2 separate regions of the Mus musculus genome follow, and region 2 is linked to region 1. The links are chromatin contacts, found by Hi-C or POLR2A ChIA-PET in ENCODE. All regions are on one chromosome and are shown on one strand. Each heading gives the region's core, a stretch centred on a gene start or an enhancer-like site at or near the end of the contact. The rest is flanking DNA. Distances are from core to core; before and after follow the strand shown. Region 1 holds the start of Klf11 (Kruppel-like factor 11). Region 2 holds the start of Rrm2 (ribonucleotide reductase M2).

Region 1 (4,708 bases), core at 2,076-4,575:
TGCTGTTCCTGCTTCTCCCAATACGGACTGTCCCTACTCAACCATGCATATGTCTTGTTGAAAGGAAGGGTGGTGTCAACCCTAGGTCATGCGCGTAACTACTGAAATAAGCAATTTAACTACAAGGACTGCAGAAAGAAAACGGATTCTTACTTTAAAATAAAAGCGCTCATGACGTTTCAGTCCTTAAATCAAGAAAGCACTGGTTCTCCTGAGCCACACCTCTCTGTGCTGGCTCCCAGCAGTTTCTTGGCCACCTCATAAAAGCCCAAGCCTGAAAACCCGAGGGCTACTATGAGCCAGCCTGGACTTCCTCCAGTGCTCACCGCCACCAACTCCTCCAGCAAGTCCCTAGCCTGGGCAGTCAGCCCTCAGCTGCACTACTGCTAGCATTCGATCTGACTTCTCCAACCCGGAAGCACTTTCACTGGTGCTGTAAGTTAAAACCTAAAAATAAAATACTGGTTTACCAACTTCAAGTTACACTAGTTGGCTGTCACAGGAAGGCAGAGGTGGCGTGTCTCCACTAAGCTAAAGACTGTCTGATGTCAGAGCACATGTGTTCTCGTTTCCCACAAATCCTCATCCTAGTCTGGGACCACTCAAGACCACACCTTAAGACTCCTAGAAAACAAGCACAATACACCTTTCTGCAACCACCTACAGGCTTTGTCCCTGAGCACCTGTCAGCAAGTTATGACCTACCACTGAACAGAAAGCACATTTAAGAGAGGAATTTTCACACTTTGGCATCCACATAAAAGGAGTACAGGCAACCTCTTGGCCAGCATCATTTGTTAATCTCCGTCCAAGTTCTCCAGCGCATTTTACCTATGCTATTCTAGGCAGTTCACAAAAATGCTTCTCTCCCCCACCTCCTCTTACCAGAGTTGAAAAAGAATGGAAGTCCTTTGGTAGATCAGGTGCAGCTGTGTCCATAAGCACAGCAGTGGTGACGTCACCAGAGTCAGAGACAGGCGTGAGGGGTCTCATCTGGGACCTCTGACCCCAAGAGCTCATGCAGACAAGAGCTTCCACAGCTTCGATGTCCGTCTGCTCCAGGACGCTGCATGTGGACCTTTCGCTGTCATGCCGCTTCCTCTCCAGGATCGACTCACAAATGTCCATGATGTCAGCCTAAAGGCAGCACAACACAGTGGCTCCTTAGTTCAGGAGAATAAAGGGACGATAACCCTGACAGGTATGTGGGTCTACCATAGACATGTGCAGCACCCTTAACAAAGCAATGGTCTCTGTCTTGGAATAAAAAGACCCAAACGGGACTCTCAACACAACTTTGTTTTCAAGCTCTGAAGACTGGGCTTGGTTGAGAAACAGTTTCCACAAAAAACAAAACAAAAACAAAAACAAAAAAACCAACAAAAACAAAATAAAACAAACAAACAAAAACCCGCCCCCGATTCTTAAAAAGGTTCCAAGGCGGGGCTATTGCTCAATAGTTTAATGCCTGACTACCTCACGTGTGCACCTGAATTCAATCCCCACAGCTATAAAATAAACAAAACAGGTTACTAACTTCTTCTCTTGGCTAAATGATGAAGATTAACTCTAGAGGTAAACACCAGAATGGCTAGCAGGAAGGTGTTGTAGGAAAGGGAAACAGGCAAAGCAGCAGATGAAACCAAGCAGCCAGTTAGCTGGTGGGTGAGATCATCTAGCGCAGGACCAGAGTGGTGTCCCTAAGAAAGGAAACACTACCCCAAGCTTAATTTCCCAGTGGCTGGACCTAGGTTCCATGCTAGCACAGTCCTCCGTGACTGCCTGCTTCCTCAGCAGACTCAGAAACATTAAATCACTTGTTATGAGAACTAGGGAGGAGGTCAGGTGAGAGGAACAGCATGAGAAAGCTCAACCATAGTCCAGGAAAGGTGTCTCCTCCTGTATACCATGTCACCTTTACATGCAGGAGTGGGGAGGAAGGGACTGGAACCTAGCCTGTCCAAAAGAGAAACTTAAGCCTACAGACACATATTTCCATACATATTTTCTGAGCTTCAAAACTTCCTGTCTGTCCAGATTCCCCTTCACTGAACAGGCAAAGATATGACCATAGGGGCCAGACAACCTCCTGGAAGGGTATTTTGATTATGAGCCTTCAAGTGGAATCAATGTCCAGCCCCATACTAGGAAAGAATGCGAACGTAGGTTCCCTTGAGTCCATGTAATACTGTGTTCTCACCAGGAACCTGCTCCGCACCACTTCTCTGGCCCCCTACATTTCTATCAGGTTCTGTTGCTCCACACCCTACACCTTCTGACAGAGGTCCCTGCCATGACTTCACTCAGTCCCTGGGCCCAAGCCTGCAAAGTCCCATTTTACCACACCCCTTCTCACTTAGACTCCACCCTTCGCCCAGCTCTACCCTTACCAGCCCATTAAGCTTGGCTGACACACCTCTTCGAACCACACTCTTGCACACTCGCCTATCAAGACACACTATTGCCTTGCTCCTCATTCCGTCGTAACCCCATCCAGGCACTCTGGCCACACCCTCCTGAGATACCTTTACTTTGGCTCCACCCACAGCCCCTCCCACTGCACTCCTACCAGATGCTCTCACCACACTCCCTCCCTTCGGCTTAGCCTTTGCCCCGCCCCTAGATAAACTCTCACTATGCACTCTTACATCGGCCCCGCCCCACAGTCCTACCAGAGGTTCTCACCAAGCTCTCTAGCTTCGGTTCCGCCCTCTTACACTACTACCAGGTGCTTTCACCATGTCCTTCGCCTTGGTCCCATCTAGTTCCCCCAATATCTCCTCCAAGCACGCTTGCCCACGCCCTAGCTTTGGCCACGCCCCCATGCTGCGCCCCAGCTTTGACTCCGCCCCCAAGTTCCCGCCAGCCGCGCCCACATCCAACAGCGGTCCTCCTCTGGATTCGGGTGACGTCATGGCTGGAAATAGCCGCGCCGGGCGGGGCCGCAGCGGACCAGAGACAAAGCTGAAGGCAGGCTGCCGCGCTAACACACCCCCCTCCCCACCCTGACCCGGCCGAGCCTCCGGGTCCCTGTCCGGACCAGAGCAAATCCGCAGCCCCCACCGCAGCGAGAAGTCGCCATCCCTCCCGCGTCCCCCGTCTCGTCCCGCGCTCAGCCCCGTCACTTACCGCGCGCCCGTCGCCGGGGCCGGTGGAGCCCGGCGAGTGCATGGTGCCGTATGGCCTGCAGGCAGCAATGCTGCGAGGCAGGAGCCCTGCGTGCGGCGGAGGCTGCACGTGTGCGGCGGGCGGCGGTGTCCCGAGCGTCTGTTCCCGGCGCGCACCTCCGCCTTCCTTGCCGCGCGGCTCTGCCTCCGCGCGGCCCGGGAGGCGCGGGAGGGGCGGGGCGCCACGGAGGGAGCGGCCCTGGGCGGGGCGCGCGGGCAAACCAAAATACACCGCTCCCTGCTGGGGGCATGGCCTCTGCCGCCAGCCAATCAGCGCCAGGCCGGCAAGAAGCGGGCCAATGGGCGCCGCGGGGGGGCGCGTGATCGGAGCCTGGCTGCGGCGTGATCCGGCGGGGCGGGCGGCGGCACGTGTTTTGGTCCGGGCTAGAGGCGGGGCGTGAGGCCTGGAAAGTAGGGGAAAGGTCCCGGCGGCGGCGCGGCGGCAGTCGACCGCAGTAAGGTCCTCTTCTGCCGCAGGGGCTGCTCGCAGAGGTCGCGCGCTGGCCCCACGCCGTGGACGGATCTGGTAGGCGGGACCCACAGGGACGGCCTCACCCTGTCTCTAATTTCTTTTAAGCTGTCGTTGGCTCTTAGGACCGCATCTCTGCCCAGGAAGAGGCTTGAAAGCTGCTTGGGTTTAGGGACGACATCCGCTTTTTCCTGCATGGCGCCAGATCAAATGCTCTTCCTACTCTAATCTGCCTTCTGCTACAAAAGAACTACAGCCGTGTAGTCAGCCACTCGACATGTACCTAATGAAGCCTGCGCATCCTCCCCAGTGGCCATACAAAGGACACCCACTTGGGGTGTCCTCAGGCCTACGTGAGACCTGACCCAAATCCTGAGTATCCGTTTTTTCCCCTTGGGCCTTTAGGTGCGGTTATTCATGTACACTCATCACAAGTCTTGGAGAGCAGAGGTCAATGCATGCAGTATGTCGTGCCCACCTCCAACCTACAGTGCAGCAATAGGGCACCCCTCTACTAACCCCCTGATGCCTCACTGCAGAGCCTTGAAACTAGTGGAGGTCTGGGAGAATCATTGCTGATATGAGCAGACAGGAGCTGGACATTATGCTGCCTATTTTTATCAGACAGGTGAGCAGGCAGAGAGGCAGGCAGGCAGAGAGCCCTGTCCTTAAGCTGGTAAGGCCTAAGGGTTATAGTTGCAACCCTGATTCCTCAGTTTCACACTGGCTTGACAATGGAATTAAGTGAACCAAAGAAAGGGAGTTTGTTGAAAGTAACAGTAGGAGTGTTTAAAGGTGAATTCACATGTCTAACTACTGGGGCATTTAACACACATGGAGTTAGTCTTCTACTTGGGCCTGTTTAAATTGTTTTTGCTTCATTCCCACACTGAATTTCTGACTCCCCGTGTTCACCCTTACCTATAATGCCTCCGCCCCATCCAACGTCCCTACTGTCTCCTGTTCTCTCCACACGTGGTTTTATGGCGTATGTGTTGGAGAATAATCTCCAGAGTAATATGTTAATAGTATTTGGAGAGGGAGCCTTTGGAGGGTGATTGGGATTAAGGAA
Region 2 (4,725 bases), core at 1,011-3,510, 57 kb before region 1:
TGGCAGAGTGTGTGGATACTCACCTTTCCTTGGGATCTTTAATGTAAGTGTCAATAAGGAGACTGTACATTTCAGAGTGTATGTTTTCCATGGCAATTTGGAAGCCATAGAAACAGCGGGCCTCTGTAACTTGAACTTCTTGGCTAAATCGCTCCACCTAGTGGTAGTAAAATGAGCCAAAGTTAAATTTGAAGAACTACTGGTTGCTTCACTTTCTCCACACTACCAGTAGAGTGGCCCGGCCTGCTGGGATTGTTCCTAGGCCTGCAGCAACAGTGAAGGGGGAATCTGAGTAAGAGGCCATTTTGGTGTACTTACTGAATTCTATTCTAGGCCAGCCAGGATTACTGTGAGACCTTGCTTCAAAAATGTAAGTAAAACAAAACAAAAAACCCAGGTATATATTTAATACAGTTTAATCCTATATTTTTATTAGTTCTTCATGATTTGCAAGCAAGCTCATTATTTCACGTCATACGCTCAATTTACCAATTAGGAAACACATAACTCCTAGTTTGCCATTTATTTTAACAAAACTATCATGTGCTCCTAACCTCTGTGGCACACACCAGGCCCCACAGGGTTTCTTTTAACACTGTTATTCCCTAATTCTGTTTCAGTTCATTCCAAGGACCCACTTAGAGTTAAGAAGTATACAACCAAAGTCTTATAGAAATCCACAAAAAGTTAAGCATGTAGGTACAAAGAGAAAAACTCACTACTGCTCCTTAGCAGAGGGAAAGACTAACATGATGAACGTTAACATAACATTCATAGCTCTTAAAAAGTTTGTTTTGCTTGTGCTTGCCTGGGAATGGGTCCGTGCATGTATAGGCAAGTGCCCAAGGTCAGAGTTGCCTTGGTGAGAGGAGCTCACCAGCAGATGGGAAGCAGTCCAACAGGGGTAACTCATAACAGAACCTGGGTCTTCCGCCCAAGCAGGAAGTGTGTTAACCAGAGCGGAGACTGGAGTCAGTCATCTATCCCTCCAGCCCCGCTTCAGGGCAAAAGATAGAGAGCCAGGAACCAGTTCTGGATCTAAGTGAATTATGGGTATTTCATGCCAACTCACCAAGTTCTCATTGACTATGCCATCACTCGCTGCAAAGAAAGCCAGAACGTGAGATATAAAATGTCTCTCATCGGGTTTCAGAGCTTCCCAGTGCTGAATATCCTTGGAAAGGTCCACCTGAAGTTTAGAAGTTCACGATTAGCAGGTCTGTAGGTCTCTCTCTCTTTCTCTCTCTCATACACACACACTTTAAAACTGAAGTCCCCCAAACCATCTCATTACCGAATTCTTCACATCCATTATTCCCTTTGTTTCAGGGAACACCCAATATCTCAGTGAGCTACCATTCCCAAGGGCAAAAAGTTGTGACGGCCATGCGGGAGCCTTCTGACACACAGCAAGTCCTGAACGATTACCTCCTCGGCAGTCCAAAAGGAGGCCTCGGCTTTCTTGTACATCTGCCAGATATCATGGTACTCGATGGGAAAGACAACGAAGCGGCGGGGGTTTTCTCTCAGTAACGGCTCATCCTCAACGCTGGGGTTAGTAGGCGCTTTACTTTCCTGTTGGATGAGAGAGAGTGCCAAGTGAACCAACCCCCAAATGCCAACCGAACCGCAGGAAACTGCTAGCCAGTGTCTCATCAGATCGAGTACTTTCAACGATTGGTAATCTCGTGTGCTTAGCTGTCACGCTGCACTCTACTATTACCATAGGCCGACCCGAGTAGGACATTCTGAGGAGACACTTTGGCGGGAAAGAAGAGTCAAATAATTCAGCTGGGACAATGCAGATTTAGCGCCAACGAGCGGGCGCCCTCTACTGGGAGCCTAAGCGACCCACCTCAGCCCCACACGGGCCACTCACCAGCTCGGCGGAGTCCTGGAAGATTCTCCTCGCAGCTTTGCTGGCCAGGACGCGGGTGCTGCTGAGAGTCGGGGGCTGTAGGGGGACACGCGTGGTGAATGGCGGTAGGCACCCTCCACCCTCCCGGGTCCGGGAACCCACGACCTGCCAGTGCACATCCAACCCAGCCGGCACCTGGGCCGCCCTCACCGTGTTCTCCTTGTCAGCCAGGGTGAGTCGCTTCAGCGGCGACAACTGCAGCTGCTGCTGGTCAGCGATGGTGGCGAGCGGGGTGCGGACGGAGAGCATGGCGAACGAGGGCAGCGGCGGAGACGGCGAGGAGCAGGCGAAAACAGCTGGAATCCGGTGCACCGCCGACTGCCAGCGCCCGCGCCCTTTAAAGAGCCACCCAACCGCGCGCTCCGAGGGGGCGTGGCCTCGCCTCCCATTGGACGCCGCTGACCCCGCTCGCCGCCCAGCGCGGGAGATTTGAGTTGCGCCGCAGGCCTTCCGCACAAAGACCTTTAAGGAGCCTGCGCCGGCCGGGTGCGCGGGCGCTCGCGGGGCCGGAACCGGTTAGGATTGCGAGAGCCTTGGGGATTGAGCGCGCAGGGGGTCGCCGGGCGGGCGTTGCCGCTGAGGTTGGTGCCAAGGGTGGAGTGACGCTGCTGGCCTCTGGGACACGTCGCCTTGACTGTCTTCATGTCCCAAGTAGAGGGGTGCGGGGGACCCTGGTTTCTTAAAGAGATTCGGGGTCCCGAGCAATCGCACCGGCCTTGTGGGATTAAGGGGGTCCTCAAACTAGGGTTCCCTAAAAAGCTGTCTTCAAACTCATGAAGGGGTACGGATGCAGCCTTGGGTTCCTTTTCTACCCTGCCCCTCCTGTCAGACCCCTGTCCCCTCTGTCCCAATTAGTTTAAAAGCTGCCAGACGATTACAAATTCCAGGAAGCTCACAGGATGGTGACGAGTCATACATTCATTTTACGACTCTGGGCGTCCAGTAGTCTAAAGACGAATCTGCAAATTCCTGTGGTGAGGGTGGAGACAAGAACTCAAGTTTCCATCTTTCTGATTTGCCCTACGGGGTCCAAGATACCAGAGATAAAGCGCTGAGATGGGACACTGAGATCCCGGGGAAAAACGTGGAACCTGGGAAGGCTCCACTGACTCTCCCAGGTCAAATATTTTAAAAGAGGACGAGGGGAGGCTCCCCTCTGCTTGTGTCCTAAGTTCTCTCACTGTAGATGCTGTAAAAAATCTCTGAACACCATGTGGCAGCTCAAAGTTAAAGCAGGCGGCATCCACCGCTGCACAATTTATTGATGCTGGGGACAAAACCCAGGACTTCTTCCATGCTAAGCTAACTGGGCCATATCGATAAATATTTTAAATCACCTCTAGCAAAATTGTCAGTTCTTTTTTTTAACATATAATTTCTAATTCACATTCCATTCCTCCGTTATCCGAGGGGTTTGCCTTTGGCTCCTCTAGCTCCTGGTGTACTCAGTACAAATGAGGTCTGGCTACTAAAATAACACTCGACCACTGAGGGAAGGAGAAGGTCGCCGCCATTCTCTTCTCCCTGCTCACAACCTCCTCCAAACGCCTCTTCCTCCCGCCAAGCAGGCTGAGCTTAGTGGGCAGCCCCGCCTAGGTTCCCCTGTACCGGGACCTGTCAGGAGCTGAGCGCTTTTGCTTCTGGCGCGGTTTTTAACCTCTGCTCTGTGATTGGTTGGTTCAACTTCAAGATTCCCAGCCCCACCGGCCCGCGCGCGCTGCGGTCACTCAAGGGCAAGTCCGCTTTCAGGTGACCTTAGATGTGGAAACCGAGTCCCCGCAGGCATCCAGCGTTTCCCCGCCAAATCCTCTCAGCTGTCAGCACTCACAGTCCCTGTACAGCTTGATCATCATATACATGTTTAATCCAGATGGAAAGGGAAAACGGGTATTTTTAGGCCTGTTTTATAGGTAACTGAAGTAAAGGCCTGAGGGACCTGGAAACTACCCAAGGTCCCACAACTTTAGACCCTTGCTAACTCCTTTTCTTTCTTCTTTTTAAATTAATTTTGTGTGAGACGAGGGTGTAGTGCGAAGGTCAGAGGCCCACTTATGGAAGTTGGTTCTCTTGTATTCTGTGGGGTCACAGGGGTGGAATTTATGAGGTTAGGGTTGGCTGCTGAGACATCTTGTCAGACACTCGCACCTTTTTATTAGTAATGTTCCCAACATACGGAAAAACCGAGCAGGGCATGATGGCCCTGGTCTTTAATCTTAGCATCTGTGAGGCAGAAGCTGGCAGATCTTTTGAGTTTGAGGCCACCCTGGTCTATATAAATGAGTTCCAGGACAGCCAGGACTACATATATCCCAAAAAATATAAAAAAGAAAGCAAGGAAAAGAGAACTCCCCAGGGTTCGCCCACCAGTGTCCATTTGCTGTCTCCAACTTGCAGTTGCTTCACTCCCTTCTACACATGTGCGAAATTCATTGCTTTCTTCCCAGTACTTGAAAGTGACCTGTGCCCGAGGTGGTGGCACTTGCTCTTAATCCCAGCAATTAGGAATGTTCCCAGCGTACAGAAAGAGTAAACAGCAGGCGCCACGCCTCTCGACTCAGCACTAGCAGGCAGAAGCAAGTCATGATTTGGAGGCCAGCCTGGTCTACATAGTGAGCTCCAGGTCATCTGAGGCTGTATAATGAGACTTGGCCTCCAAATAAATCAATAAATAAGAAAGAATTTAGGAAGCAGAATAGTTGGCTTGGGTAGTTGAGAAAAACTTGCTCCCTCAAAGGTTCCTATCACCCACTTGATGGCTCACAACCATCCAAAATTGTAGTTCCAGGAGACCCAACATCATTTTCCTA

Evidence for each region. Hi-C counts contacts between places; a loop is a spot of excess contacts on that map. ChIA-PET counts read pairs that join two places held with the same protein, here RNA polymerase II (POLR2A).
Region 2: a loop to region 1 is called in a map of adrenal gland, with 2.8 times the contacts of the local background. The contact joins the promoter of Rrm2 here to the promoter of Klf11 in region 1. A Hi-C loop is called at or near these places in 5 of 37 maps with a recorded cell type or tissue (T-helper 17 cell, T-helper 2 cell, adrenal gland and 2 more). POLR2A ChIA-PET finds 5 or more read pairs at or near these places in 4 of 5 experiments (Patski and embryonic stem cell).

Annotation. Positions count from the first base shown.
Region 1 is chr12:24,649,988-24,654,695 of GRCm38, reverse strand. It overlaps Klf11 (Kruppel-like factor 11), which reads right to left and starts at 3,325. Exons shown (of 4, transcript NM_178357.3): 1 at 3,130-3,325; 2 at 886-1,137. The coding sequence starts at 3,171.
Region 2 is chr12:24,705,789-24,710,513 of GRCm38, reverse strand. Rrm2 (ribonucleotide reductase M2) reads right to left here and starts at 2,260. Exons shown (of 10, transcript NM_009104.2): 1 at 2,069-2,260; 2 at 1,880-1,954; 3 at 1,429-1,575; 4 at 1,073-1,189; 5 at 24-157. The coding sequence starts at 2,167.